Linked DNA regions of Mus musculus: region 1 is linked to region 2. A link is a loop called in an ENCODE intact Hi-C map of the cell type or tissue named here. Cell type or tissue: left cerebral cortex. All regions are shown on one strand.

The links. Hi-C counts contacts between places; a loop is a spot of excess contacts. Peaks named below come from ENCODE experiments on the same cell type or tissue, not always from the same donor. Only the 100,000 strongest peaks of a DNase experiment are listed, where the experiment ranks them.
Region 1: a loop joins it to region 2, with 2.8 times the contacts of the local background. A loop is called at or near these places in 5 of 42 quality-filtered maps.

The regions. Positions count from the first base shown.
Region 1 is chr15:20,399,453-20,407,452 of GRCm38, forward strand. No RefSeq gene overlaps it. Among named protein-coding and RNA genes, the nearest start is that of Gm25976, 220 kb to the left of the region's middle. In left cerebral cortex, a CTCF peak has its summit at 4,340 (motif pointing left); a DNase peak (open chromatin) is centred at 4,334.
Region 2 is chr15:19,458,697-19,466,696 of GRCm38, forward strand. No RefSeq gene overlaps it. Among named protein-coding and RNA genes, the nearest start is that of Gm35496, 280 kb to the left of the region's middle. In left cerebral cortex, no CTCF peak of the experiment used is centred here; DNase peaks (open chromatin) are centred at 4,508 and 4,777.

The sequences.
Region 1 (8,000 bases), 940 kb after region 2:
GAGAGAGAGAGAGAGAGAGAGAGAGAGAGAGAGAGAGAGAGAGAGAGAGAGAGAGAATTTCTGGAGAGCAAGATCATCGCTCAGAGGGAATAAAAGTACTTGAAGCCAAGACTTGATGGCTTGAGTTCAATCCTTTTGATGCACTTGATAGAGACAGAGGGCCAACTGACCCTTGCAGGTTGTCCTTGGATCCCTAAATGACACCAAGGCATGCGTGTATGGGAGTGTACTTGAGTGCATGTATGCAATCACACTAGGTAAATGTCTAAAAAAAATAGATGCTACATAAAAAAATAACATCCAGAATTAACAAATTTCACTTATTTTTATACTCCATATTCTATTCACCACACTCCCTGTCCATCCGCTGAATATTCTACATCTCATACCTCCTCCCCACCCCCTTGTCTCCTGTCTCCATGAGGTATTTCTGGCTCCCATCCCACCTGACCTCTAAATTCCCTGGGGCCTCCAGTCTCTTGAGGGTTAGGTACATCATCTCTGAATGAACACTGACCCGGCAGTCCTCTGCTGTATGTGTGTTGGGGGCCTCTTTGGTGGTCCAGTGTTTGAGAGATCTCGAGGGTCCAGATTAATTGAGCCTGCTGGTCCTTCTTCAGGATCACCCTCCTCTTCGGTTTCTTTCTGCCTTTCCCTAATTCAACCACAGGGGTCAGCAGCTTCTGTCCATTGGTTGGGTGCAAATATCTGCATCTGACTCTTTCAGCTGCTTGTTGTGTGTTCTGGAGTGCAGTTATGTTAGTTCCCTTCTTGTGAGTGCTCCATAGCCTCAGTAATAGTGTCAGGCTTGGGACTTCATCTTAAGCTGGAACCCACTTTGGGTTTATTACTGGATCTTCCTTTCCCCAGGCCCCTCTCCATTTCCATCCCTGTAATTCTTTCAGGCAGGAACAATTATGGGTCAGAGTTTTGATTATGTGATGGAAAACCCCTCCTTCATCTGATGCCTTGTCTTCCTGCTGGAGGTGGGCACTATAAGTTGCCTCTCCCTAATGTCTGGCATTTCATCTAAGGCCCCTGCCTTGGAGTCCTGAAAGTCTCTCATCTCCCAGGTCTCTGATGCATTCTAGAGTGTCCCACCAACCTCCTAACTCCAGAAGTCGGGGGGGATACCCAGGGAGGCCCCACCCACTCAGAGGAGTAGGGGAGGAGACAGAAGAATTATGTGAGAGTGTGACCAGAAGGGGGCAATGGATAGATGTAAAGTGAATAAGTAGAAAATAAAATAAAATTCAAAAAAGAAAATGTTTCTTAGAGATTTCTTTTTCTTTTTTTTTTTTCTTAGAGATTTCTAAAGGAAAGATTTCAGGAGAGCTAAAGAGCTGAGATTCAAATAAACTTTTGCAAAATCTAAGGTCCATCATCACAGCAATTTTATATTGTATCTTATTTCTATTTTCAAGCCACTGTATTCTAGCTGCCATGTATTCAACATGCACCATATTTTATGTCAAAGGTGATGAGGATATTGGAATATCATCTGAATTAAAGTTTAGAAGAAGCAACAACAAGCTCAGTTTAAATCCCCATTGTTGATTAGAATCACATAGATAGAATATCAGGATGGTTGAAATTTTGAAGCAAGTTTGGCTAGAGAGCAATTTAAATTGAATACATACTTGAATCCCTTCCATTTAAACTGACTCTCAGAGGATAAGTACAAGCAACAAACTCAATTTTCTAAGAAAACGGAATGGTTTAAAACTGAGAGGAGCCTTGTTCAAATGTTCTTTCACTAGTTTTCAAGAGTTTAGGTGTATGCTCTTATAATTGTATACATAATTATACATACACATACACATATGCTAGTCAATGTTGGGTCGGGCCTAAGCTGTCCACTTTGAACTTTCAGCTGCTTTGTTTTGTTCTCCCAAGACAGGGTTTCTCTGTGTAGCCCTGGCTGTCCTGGAACTCACTCTGTAAACCAGGCTGGCCTCGAACTCAGAAATCTGCCTGCCTCTGCCTCCCGAGTGCTGGGATTAAAGGCGTGGGCCACCACTGCCCGGCTACAAAATCAGTTTCTTATTTTGAATATGTGGCAGATCATTCATGACCATTGAGCCTAAACTGAGATTTAATTTACATTTTAATTACTTAAAGAAAGCTCTATATTTTGTAAATCAATACACTGGGAGAAAAGAAGAACAGATAGAAGAGTTAAGAGGCAGTGTATGTACATCAATGTATGGACACAAGAGAATGGCAGGAAAGAAGAAGAAAAGCAGATGGTTTTAGGGAAATTATGACATACTTTATAGGCTTTCTGGTTAATTGTTAATGGAGTATTGAAAAGAATAGAAGAAATAGTTGAGTAAAGTTCTTTGTAGCAGTGACTCGGGATCCCTTGCTTAAAACAAGACAGACTTTCTCTGAGAACTACAAACCTTTTCTCAAAACATAAACTGTGGCGTTTATATAGTACTTCCAAATGGAGGTAGCACCAAGACACTTGCAGGTACATGCACTATGTTACAAGAAAATATGTATTCTAAAGAGACAAATTATCTTTGCCAGGATATTCATATGCTTTAAAGTAAGTGTGTTCATGAGATACTTAAGGAATCTTCCAGAGGACAAACTAAGGAACTGACGTTTCCAAAGAAGCTGAGTCTGAATTAGACATACTGTATGCTCTTCAAACTCAACTGGGTACAATTTTATGTATGCATAAATGTGAAATGCTATGGGAAAGGAGAAAAAGTTATCTTGGTAGACCTCAGTCCCTTTGATAGGAATTTACTTTCCACATGTAAAACTCTATGAAAAACTCTATGAATATTTTGAGTAATCATGACATTATAATGTTTGTCAAAGTATAATAAACTATATCTTCCTATAATCCTAAACACGGAATGCTTAAAAAAATAAAGAATGAACAATGTACAGATTTCCCTACACTACCTACCTGTTTACTATTTTATCAATAATTATAGTAAATGTACTATTTATGACTTTCTTTTGTGATCATAAACGTGCATAGACATTTTCTTCTTGGGAAGTACACTCAGGTTACCTTAAATCTGGGTTAGCTGAGCTTTGATCATCTATATTTGGTTTAAAACATTTTTTAATGTTCTTTGTAAGAGCAGCTGTGTTTTCTGTCAACATAGCCTTTATTTAAGCCCTGAACATTTCACTTTGTAGAGTCTGATAGAGCAGGACGATGCTAACAAAATAAACGTGCCCAGTATGTTAGTACATATCAGCAAACCAGATTACGAACATTCCAAAAACCCCAAGAAACAATAGGAAGACAATTTTTGAGCATACGGAGTCACAGAATCTGTCATGAAGGAGGAACATAGATGCTTTTCAAGTGCTTGGGATTTTATGAGGTCTCAAGGGCTCAGACACTTTCTGAAGAAGGTCGAAGTCACAGTTTTTCACACATGCAAAGGACACTGTCAAGCTCTAACAATAATAGATTACTATAATAGATTAGGTTACACACATAAGACACAAAACCAAGATATTATCACAAATGTTTTAAGAAATAATGTGTCTGGCCAGAATTTATTCAGAAAATAAAAATGGGCATGGAAGGGTGTGTGTGTGTGTGTGTGTGTGTATGTGTGTATTTGTGTGTGCGTGTGTGCATGCACGTGTGTACATGTGCATGTGTATGTGTGTGAAGTCACCTGCATTCTTATCCAACTTTCACACTAATAAAAGACTTTCTTATAATTAATTTTATTTTTCCCATAGTCTCCCTTTTGCTTATTATCTTCACTTTATTTTCCATTTACTTAGTACATAAGTTCATTAATTCCCATATTATTGTTTTTCTTTCTCTCTGTAAATTTGAAATTCTCTCTGTATAATTCAGATTGAATTATCAGAGCAGGAGGAATTTCATTTTTAAATCACCTTGTTTAGTACATAAATACTGACTATCCAATTTGCCATGCCTAGCCACTTATATAAATTAAGAATGGTGTTATTCCAAGCTAGAAACTTTTGCTGACTCAAGGAAACTAATATAAATATATATATATATATATATATTTAGTGAGTCTACAATACAAAATTAAACTTACCTTCACAGGATAATATGAGCAGTCAAACTTAATGTCCGAGGTTTGGAAATGAGATGTGCCTGGGAGAATGTTCTAGACAAAGTAAATTTATCAAACCACTGAGCTAGAAATAAAGCCTTAAATGTGCTTTCATTGTAAAAATAATCATATCATTTAAAGTCTAGTTATAGATTATTGCATTGCATGTTTTGAATGGTTGGTAATTATTAATTTTTTCTACTAGAATAAATGATTTTTTTTTTCATGTTCCCTTATTGGATTCTGTTCCGAGTGCTGTTGCCCTCTGGTGGTCACTTTAAAAATGTCTTATTAGAAAGATACATTGTATAATTAATTCTCCAAGTATCATCTAATCACGAACGTATCTCAAACTATTACTTACATGAGCTGTGACTTTTACTTATAATTTCAGTTCTATTTTAGTTGTATTTTCACAAAAAAAACATAATTTGGATTTTGTATAGTAAATATGGAAAGAATTGTCACCATTAAGCTTACAATTTGGAATTATCATTGATACTTGCGTATACCTATTTACCTAGAAAAATAGTGTCAGTGGCATTATAACCAGACTGTGTGATCATAAATAAAGCAAATTCTTACTGGCGTAGCTTGGACATACTGGATGTCCAAAGCTTACAAGTAAGCACCAAAGACAACAAGCTTTGTGACCTCAGCATGCATTTCTCTGTTTCTCAATCTGTCCGTGTGCTTATACTCTTGTGTCCTGATGACACTTATCAAGGACTTCCTTAGCTACAAGGTGTCCTCGAGGTCAAAATATATTTATCTTCAATAGTTCCCTAGTTTGTTTTACTATTGCTGTAATGAAACACCCGGACCAAAAGCCAAATGCTGAGGGAAGGGGTTATTTGACCTACAGTTCCACTTTGTTATTCATCATTCATGGAAGTCATAAGAGGAACTCAAGCAGGGCAGGAACCTGGAGGCATGGCCTGATGGAAATGCCATGGAGGAGTGCTGCTTACTGACTTGATCTTTATGGATTGTTCATCCTGCTTTCTTATAGAACCCAAAACCACCAGCCCAGGCTGATACCACCCACAATAGCAGAGACTTCCCATATGGATCACTAATTAAGAAAACGCCCTATGTATAGGCTTTCTTACAGTCCATCCTTTTGGAGATGATTTCCCACATAAGGAAGCTTCTTCTCTGATGACTCAAGATTGTGTCAACTTAACATAAAAGTAGCCACCATAATTAACCACTTTAAAGTTGACACACAAACATATCAATATTAAGCCACAACTTTCCAACAGTCTCACAAATCTAAACACTTTTAAAATTCAGTCTCTTTAAAAACTCCAAATTTTTGTTGTTGGTGTTGTCTTTTAATTGAAAGTTTCCGGAACCACAAGCTCCTATATAGTCAACAATCAGATAAATACTTTCCTATTTCAAAAACGAATAACTAGGGCACAGTCATCATACACTTAAAGAAAATCCAAAGTTTAATTATATAAATAACGAATGATCAGTGTCTGGGATCTACTCAGGATCTTCGCTTTACCAAAGGGCTTGTATGACCTCTCTATATACACTTCTATAGCACACAGATCTTGTCTTCTAGACTCAACTTTCTTAACTCCATGGCTGCTGCTTTTCTTGAAGGTCATCCCATCTCTAAATTGCTGGGTATTTTGTTACAACTGACCTGTAATTTCATCAATAGCTTTTTGTGGGTTCTCTTTAGGAACTCCAATCCTGCCATACAGGGCAGCTACTTCACATAGCCCTTTCATGGCTTCAAAACTAATACATGGGTGACGCTTACACTTCCAGCCCAAGGTAAAAACTTAGCCATCTCTGAAACATAGCTTCTGTGAGCTGACCCTGAGGAGACACTTCCCAGAATATTTCATCTCAATGATGCCAGTTTCTCCTGAAAAAAAGCTGACCTTCAATCCCACTTGACTAACATGGGATATCCCAACTAAGCAAAAGTTTGTCTTTAGTGGTTCTAGTCTCCCGTTAATCAAAGCAAATCGCCCATTTCCTACTGACCAGACACCACAGACTCTTCACACAAATGGCCTAGTTGAGTCTTTGCATCCCTCTACAACTTCAGAAGCCAGGCTTCCACCATCTGTACTTCTCTGAAAATTCTTATCTGCCAAATTCCTACAGAACAGCATTCTGAGTTTTAAACACTGAATGATATTTTAGGGCAAAGTTCCAATGTCCTGCCACAATCCTCCCCAAAGCACGGTCAGATTTGTCACAGCAATGGTCCTGGTACCGATTTGTCTCCTAATTAGGGCTATGATTGTTCTGATAAAATGCTATGACCAAACTCAAGTTGATGAGGAAAAGGCTTTATTTGCTATAAGCTTCTACACCACTGTTCATCACTGAAGGAAGTCAAGACAGGAACTCGAGCAGGACAGGAGCTGGAGGCTAAAACAAATGCAAAAGCTGCGGTGGTGTTGCGTATTGGTTCTCTCTCTCTCTCTCTCTCTCTCTCTCTCTCTCTCTCTCTCTCTCTCTCTCGCTTACTTTCTTAGATATTTACTTTATTTACATTTCAAATATTATACACCTTCCTGGTTTCCCCTCTGAATACCCTCTATCCCTACCCCCTCTCCGTGCTCACCAACACATCATCTCTGGGTTCCTAGTCCTGGCATTCCCCTACGCTGGGCCAAAGAGCCTTCACAGGTCCAAGGGCCTCTCCTCCCATTGATGACCAACCAGGTCATGCTCTGTTACATATGTGACTGGAACCATGTGTACCCTTTCGTTGGTGGTTTAGTCCCTGAGAGCTCTAGGGGTACTGGTTGTTTGATATTGTTGTTCTTCCTATGGGGTTGTAAAACCCTTCAGCTTCTTGGGTCCTTTCTCTAGCTCCTCCATTGGGGACCCTGTACCCAGTTCAATGGTTGGATGAGAGTATTCAACTCTGTATTTGTCAGGCACTGTCTCTCAGGAGACAGCTATATCAGGCTGCTGTCAGCAAACACTCGTTGGCATCTACAATACTGTCTGGGTTTAGTTACTGTAGATGGGATGGATCCTCAAGTGGGACAGTCTCTGGATGGCCTTTCCTTCTGTCTCTTCTCCATGCTTTGTCTCTCTATCTCCTCCCATGGGTATTTTGTTTCCCCTTCTAAGAAGGACTGAAGTATTCACACTTTGGTCTTCTTGTGCTTCATGTGGTCTGTGAATTGTATCGTGAGTAGTCCGAGGTTCTGGGTTAATATTCACATATCAGTGAGTGCATGCAATGTGTGTTCTTTTGTGACTGGGTTACCTCACTCAGGATGATATTTTCTAGTTCCATCCATAAGCCTAAGAATTTCATGAAGTCACTGTTTTTAATAGCTGAGTAATAATCCACTGTGTAAATGTATCACATTTTCTGTATCCATTCCACTGTTGAAGGACATCTGGGTTATTTCCGGCTTCTGGCAATGGTAAATAAGGCTGCTATGTACAGAGTGGAGCATTGCTTAGCTTTCTTTCTTGTAGGAACAAGAACCAGCACTATTACAATTGACTGAGCTCTCTCCAACTCAGTACTAATTATGAAAATACTTGGAAGGCTTTCCTCTAGCTCTTGAACTATTCTTAGGTCTTGGTGGAAACTGAGTGGTTAACAATGGTCCACCAGAGCTTCCCATCAGAAGCAGAGATTATATCACACACTTAGCCATAAAGTAATACATGCGCAGGAGGAAATTATTAACACATGTGGGGGATGTGGACTGTGCCAGGAAACTAGGTAAGGTTGAGTGAATTCAGAAACCCCAACACCTCGTACATGATGATGATAGTTTTTCACTTACATCTGATAAGATTCCCAGCCTGGAACACATAACCACTGTTCCCCACATAAGGAACGTGACCACTGGTCACATAATATGGAACACAGAGTTCTCCATGCTAACAAGGTATTTAGATACGTCCTGGGGAGTTATT
Region 2 (8,000 bases):
AGCAGCATGCCACAATATGAAGAAGCAGGTCAGGGAACCAAGCAGCCCAAGTAAGATGATAACATAGAATGAGGCTAGAGTAAGAGTTAATAAATATCAAAAAAAGGGCTCATGTCTGCATTATAGCAAGGATTGGCAATTGACCCCTGACCTTTAACAAACAAAGGGACAGTGTACTTCAACTAAAACTCTGCCTCTGGCTGCATCCCTATGTAATAAGCTCAAAACAATAAATGGATAGCTGAATTCTAGAACTTCAGTGGTTAAACATTTTAGAATTTAACCCTTCATATTGAATACAGCAAAAAGAATGCTAGACAGTGGTGCCAGGGACTGGAGCAGAAGAGCTGTAAAATCCTCAGCCGTATGTTACAGATGCAATTGTGACAGACTTCAGAAATCATAGAAGAAATTATTATAGATATAAACTTTTATTTTGGAAGATATTGTTTCAGTTATCTTAAAAGTCCATGTGAGAACTAAAGCCTGACCAAGATTCATTGCTCAGTAAGAAGAGATGAAAGCAAACATTCAAACTGAAAATTCGTTACTTACAGAATTCAGGTTTAGCGTAGAAGGCATCATTTCTCAAAACAGGTATTGGTGGATTGATGGTTTATATTGTTTGAATGATATTTTATATTGTTTGAATGTTGAATTTTCTTCAGAAAATAACAAAAATGAATATCCTAATGTAGTTTATAAAATGCAAAATTATATTTAGAAAATCAAAATGAGCAGGATCTAAACACAGGGAGATCTATTTAGTTATTATAGATAAACAGAAATAATACTTAGATAATCAAAAGGCAAAGTCAAGGGTTCAGTTGAGAGAGGTTCAGAACAGAGACTATAAAATAAAATATCTACAGAAATATGAACTATGACTGATACCAGGGCTCAGTAGTGTAGAGTGCTTCCTGCCTTTCCAGAGAATTTGAGTTCAGTTCACAGAATCAATGTCAACTAATACTGTCTGTAACTCCAGTTCTAAAATATGGGATATCTTCTTCTGCCCTGCTTCAGATACCTGCATTCAGGAACCGTCTTAGTCGGGGTTTCCATTCCTGCACCATGACCAAGAAGCAAGTTGGAGAGGAAAGGGTTTATTCATCTTACACTTCCCCAATGCTGTTCATCACCAAAGGAAGTCAGGACTGGAACTCAAGCAGGTCAGGAAGCAGGAGCTGATGCAGAGGCCATAGAGGGATGTTCTTTACTGGCTTGCTTCCCCTGGCTTGCTCAGTTTGCTTTCTTATAGAACCCAGGACTACCAGCCCAGGGATGGCACCACCTACAATAGGCCCTCCCACCCTTGATCAGTAATTGAGAAAGTGCCTTACAATTGAATCTCATGAAAGCATTTCCTCAAGGGAAGATCCTTTTTTTTTTTTTTTTTTTTTTTGTAATAACCCCAGCTTATGTAAAGTTGACACAAAAAAGCAGACCATACAGGCACTATAAATTCACACATGTGTTAGCATGCAAGAGTTAAACTACTTTAAATGTCACTAGCTTGCTACCACAAGTCATTGGCTCAGTTTATCATGTTTGTGTTTGTTTCAATTTGAATGTGGAGTTCTTTTGAGAGAATAGTATCATGATATAGAAAATTAAGGATCTCACTGTTGTTTTCTGTTGACATTCATAGGCTTTTGCCGTAAATGTAACTGCATAATCTGATTTCAACATACTGTTAATCTATAGGAAACTAGGAATCCATATGTGTGCAGACAGTCTTTAAGATCTGTAACCAGCAAGGCCAACCCTATTTGTATACTCTCTTCCACTGCCCATTCTTAAATGATGTACAATTATAACATCTACTGTTTGTTTAGGTGAAGAAAACAGCGACATTTCATGTGAATTTATTTAAATATACTTGTACTCATGCAAACTTTTCCTGACATACCTAAATAAAGTCCATATAACTGTTCACTACTGGAACTTCATCACAAGAATTAGTAATTGCCATAGATTAAATTTCCAACACTAAACACACCAGAAAACAGAAAACATCTAGGAATTTGCAAGTGGGAGGGAAGAAATTAGAATAGTTGAGGGGGAAAGAAGTGGAATGATGTAATGTTATCTTAATTTTTAAAATTTAAACATTAGAAAATTTATTTTACTTCTCATCTCTGGGTCTTGGGTGATAAACTAAAGCTCTAACCAAAAGTTTGTTCTCTGCTTGTTAGTCATTGTCTTGGTTAGGTGACTGGACTCTTTTCCCACATAATTTGCAGAAATGTTTCTCACTGCTATCTTTGCTTTGGGATCTTTAAATTTCTCACATATGACAATTATGCATTTTACTTAAGATTGTTTAAACATAAGGAGCCAAAAGTGTTCTCATTTGGTTCTTGGGACTTCTAAAAGAATGGTACTCGAATACCCTGATTTCACTCATTTTGATTTATATTTGATTTTTGTTGTTGGAGAATTTTATGCATACATAAAATGTGCTATGATCAACTTTATGCCTGCCTTTCCTCCTCTCCAATTCTTTTCGGATTTCCCACAGCACAGAGCCCATCAGTGCTGCTCTGGTACTCACAGGTGTAGGATAATCTACTAAGCCATGGGTATCTTCCAACTGAAGCTGACTCTCCTCTCCTTCCAGGAGCCCTCAATTGCCAATTATTTCTCAGAGAGTGGTAGGACTTCAGAACTTCTCCCTTTGTTCATGCTGGTATCATAGCAATTTTAATCTTGTGAAAAGCTGAGCATATGTAATATCACATGCAAATTGCCTTGTCATGTCCAGCAAACATTGTTTTGGCCTCAATAACCACTACTTCTGGCTTTTACTTTCTTTACTTTCCCCTCTTTCTGTTGATTTCTAAGCCTTTGGACTGAAGAGTGTGATATAGATGTCCCAGCTAGAGTTGATCCCTGCATGTTATTCAGATGTAGATCTGCTGCAAAAAGTAGTTTCCTTGATGAGACTTGAGAGATGTACTAATCTATGGATGAAAAGAAAAGAATTTAGAGGAAAGTTTATTGTTGTTTCCATGTAGCTGAATACTTGGTTCTCTCATGGGTACTCTAACCTAACCAGTCACATGTTCTTTGCCCAGTTAACAATACCAATCATAAGTTTCATCACATAGAACTAGCTTTAAATATAATTAGAGAGTGGCTTGTTACCCATGAATACTCGTTTCTCTTACATTACTGGAAAAAAAAACATTCATGGGGCATGCATTATTATAGCTGACAAATTTCAAAGTTCCGTGACACATTTGAGAACTAACCTATCTTTAAGTAGGACTCACAGAACATTCCATAAGTATGAAAGCTAGCCATAAAGGATAAACATTACTAGTTGTACTGGCTTGATTTCTCAATGTCATTGACTTAACAATTTCATGTATTTAACAATCTAGAACAATGACAATAACCTGTAATATTTGAGAATATCCTGGTAACCTTACTGATCAATATCTTAAAGAATCATAACTCATAGCTGGCTCTGAGATTTTTTGTATCATAGCCTCTGTTCATTATTCCCCACTGTATGGGAATTCAATTCAAACTTCTTTATATGTATATATGTATATGTATTTAAACTTCTTAATAATTCTTTAAGCATTTCTACTACCCTAGGAAGAAATACTTGCTATTCATATACAGTATTTTCTGATTTTCTTGCAAATTAGCTTAATTTACTCTGTATTGATTTAATGCATGTTTTTACCCTTTGAAAAGTAGCTTCAAAACTAAAGCAAATGATCAATTCCAAAAGGATTAAAACATTGATTGTGGAAAAGCTCTGTTAACTAAGGTCAAAGACTACCATTTTCCAGATAGCCATCTAGGGCTTGGAGTTATATGGCGGACTCCCTTTATTGGTCGGGCTTCTCCTCCTCTGACCTTGTCTGAGGAGTTCAAGCCCCCACACCTCTACTACAGAATGTCATACAAGCTTAGTTAAGATTACCAATTCAACTTCCTCTCTTTTCTTTTAATTTAATTTAATATTATACTTACTCAATTTACATCCTGCTCACTGCCTCCCTTTTGGACACTCTTACCACAATCCTTCCCCCATCCTCACTCCCTTTCTACACTGAGTTGGGCCCCTTTCCCTATACCTCCACACTTGGCACTTTATGTCCCTGTAGTAATAGGTGCTTCTTTTCCCACTGAGGCCAGACAAGGCAGCCCAGCTAGAAGAATATATCCCACATACAGGTAACAGTTTTTGGGATGGCCACCTCTCAGTTTTTAGGGACCCACATGAAGACCAAGTTGCACATATGCTGCATATATCTGGGGAAGCTTTGGCCCAGCCAGTGTATGTTCCTTGGTTGGTGGATCAGAATCTGAGAGAGCCAAGGGTCCAGGTTAGTTGATTCTGTTGGTCTCCCTGTGGAATTCCTGTTCCTTTTGGGTCCTGCAATCTTTCCTCCTATTCTTTCATAAGAGTCCCTAAGAGCCACCCACTGTTTGGATGTGGGTGTCTGTGTCTGTCTGAGTCAGCTTCTGGGTCGAGCCTCTCAGTGGACAACATGTTCCTGTCTGCAAGCATAACACAATGCCATTTATAGTGTCAGGGATTGGTGCTTGTCCATGAGATGGGTCCCAAGTTGGGCTGGTTATTGACTGATAATTCTCTCCATCTCTGTTCCATCCCCTGTGCCTGTACTTCTTGCAGACAGGATACATTTTGGGTTGAAAGTTTAGTGGGTAGGTTGGTGTCTCTTTTGCTCTACTGTGGTGCCTGCTTGGCTACAGGAAGTGGCTTCTTCAGGTTTCATATCCCCAGTGATGTGAGTCACATAAGAACCCATTCAGCTAACAGCTGAGATTCCCGAAATGCTTCTCCATGCTAATGAGGTATAAAATATCATAAGCCAACGACTCTCCCTTTCTGCGCATTCCTTATTTTAAGAATAATCCCGGATTCATCCCAAAGAAAGGATTAGCTCAGAGAGTTACTTCATTAAAGATTGCCTCCAGGAAAGCCTTCCCTTAAAAGAGTGGTGGCCAAATTTTCCAGATAAACTTTTTCCTCCTGCCCCTCCAGTACTCAGTACTACCTCCCAATCAGACCAGATCCACTTGTCCCAGGATCTGCTTTTCTCTCTCTGCCTGGCATACAGATGCCTGGAGGGGAAAAGTGGATTACAGATGGTTCCTGACTTCCTCTCCCAGCAGCAAACCTGCAGTACCTGGGTACCCAGAGAGGAATGTTGGGGCAGGCCTGCGGCTCTTATGTGCGGGTTCAAGCCTGGGAGGCATCTCGGAACTGGAAGAGAAGAGGGAATCTAGGCAGGTAGAGAAATAATGGAACCAAAACAAGCTAGTCTGCTCAAGGTTCAAATTTTTATTGAAGGATACACTTTATAAAGGAGAGGGGAAAGCCCATTCCCACCAAATCATCCTTTGAGCCCAGCTGCAGGTGACCACATATAGGATCTGATGTAGACTCGGGAACAGCTAGGCCAACTCCCAGCAGGGAGCAGCAGTGTTAGTGGCAGAACAATAGAGTGATCCAGGAAGGCAGGCTCCACCCTAGGTGATCTCCTTAGTGGTAAGCAAAGTCAAGGTCTGGCTCAGCCTGCTTCAGGCTTCTGGGAAGCTACAGAGGAAGACTGGAAGCCAGAGCATTTGTCCCAGAACCTGCTGCTTCCCCTTTTGGTCCAGATGTAGCAGCATCTGACACCCATCTGGACTCTCTGTTCAGGAGTTTGCCCTGCCTTCTCTAGGTTGGCTTGCATTCTGTGCCTGGGCACCCCTGGCAGAGAGACTGACCATGGCATGAAAATTGGTAAGAGTCAACTCCCCTCTCCAAATATTCCTGTGTTTATTATCAGTAGATGAATAGATGATTAACTAATAGATGAGGCGGTGGGGTTTGAGATGTCTTTTTTTTTCCCTGATTTTTTTTATTAGATATTTTCTTTATTTACATTTCAAATGTTATCCCCTTTCCTAGTTTCCCCTCCGAAAATCCCCTATCCTCTCCCTCCTCCCTCTGCTCCCCAACCCACCCACTACTGTTTCTTGGCCCTGACATTCCCCTATACTGGGGTATAGAACTTTCACAGACCAAGGGCTTCTCCTCCCATTGATGACCAACGAGGCCGTCCTCTGCTACATATGCAGCTAGAGCCACGAGTCCCTCCATGTGTTTTCTTTGATTTGTGGTTTAGTCCCAGGGAGCTCTGGGGGGTACTGGTTAGTTCATATTGTTGTTCCTCCTATCGGGCTGCAAACCCCCTCAGCTCCTTGGGCACTATCTCTAGCTCCTTCACTGGGGACCCTGTGCTCTGTCCAATGCATCACTGTGAGCATCCACTTCTGTATTAGTCAGGCACTGGCAGAGCCCCTCAGGAGACAGCTATATCAGTCTCCTGTCAGAAAACTCTTGTTGGCATCTGCAAAAGTGTCTGGGTTTGGTGGTTGTTTATAGGATGAATCCTCAGGTGGGGCAGTCTCTGGATGGTCATTCCTTCAGTCTCTGCTCTGAACTTTATCTCTGTAACTCCTTCCATGGGTATTTTGTTCCCCCTTCTCAGAATGATCAAAGTATCTACACTTTGGTCTTTCTTCTTCTTGAGTTTCATGTGTTTTGCAAATGTTACCTTGGGTATTCTGAGCTTCTGGGTTAGTATCCACTTATCAGTGAGTGCAGATCATGTGTGTTCTTTTGTGATTGGGTTACCTCACTCTTATGATTGGCAATCTGTGAGGGGAAAAGCAACAGGCATAGGTTATGGGAGCCCAGTTCTACCTAAGATCATAATAATGAGGAAAGATGATGGTAAAATTCTGAGGACAAAATTGTGAGATATATGAGGACCATTGGATTATCCAAGCCTTAAAATCCTGCAGATTTTCAAAAGAAGTAAATCTGGGTAGCTTTAGAAAATATAGCATAGAATCTCTTCTATTCGTTTTCTTTTCATTCTGTTCTCTAGCTAGTATAGATGGTCAACTTATGAGAACCTCTGTCAACCCACATTGGATGAGGAAAACAGACCCTATTTACTCCACAGCCTCAGATGCCAGCCTCTCTAAGAAACACTAATACATGAATGCTGTGAGATATTACTACAGATTCCCAAATATATCTTTTCAAAATTCTCTTGGTCAATATGATTTTCCTGAACAATGAAATGTCAGCAACCTCTTGGCCACATAAGAATAAGATATTTGTTGTCCTTCCCTAAATACATACTTTAAAAAGCCGAGTGAGTGTATGAAAATCCCATTCTCACATCACATATATGGAATAGAATGAACTGTGCACATTGAGAACAATGCTGTTCACAAAACTGGGTTTACTTCTCAAACAGACTATGTGCTTAGAAGGTAGAAAACCAAAAGGATTCTTAAATTTAATTTCACAAAGGAATTACTGGAATGCATTGATGATATTTAATGCTAAATGCCAGACTTCTGGCAGGACAAAATTGTGAACTACACTGATATTCATGGAAAATTTTTGACTAAATATATAATGGGAACCCATACTAATGCTTGTATCTTTTTTATTATTGGATATTTTCTTTATTTACATTTCAAATGTTACCCCTTTCTCAGTTTCCACCTCTTCCCTGAAACCCCCTATCCCATCCTCCCTCCCCCTGCTTCTATGAGGAAGTTCTTTGACCCACTCACCCACTCCCATCTCCCCACCTTCAACTCCCCTACCCTGGGATATCTATAGAGCCTTCATAGGACCAAGGACCTCTCCTCCCATTGATGGCTAACAAGGCCATACACTGTTAGATATGCAGCTGGAGCCATGTGTGCTCCTAGGTTGATGGCCTAGTCCCAAGGAACTCTGGAGGGTCTGGTTGTTTGATATTGTTATTCTTCCTATGGGGTTGCAAACCCCATCAACTCCTCCAGTCTTTTCTCTATTGGGGATCCCATACTCAGTCCAATGGTTGGCTGTAAGTATCTGCCTCTGTATTTGTAAAGATCTGGCAGGGCATCTCAGGAGACAGCCATATCAGACTCCTTTTGGTATGCACTTCTAGGGT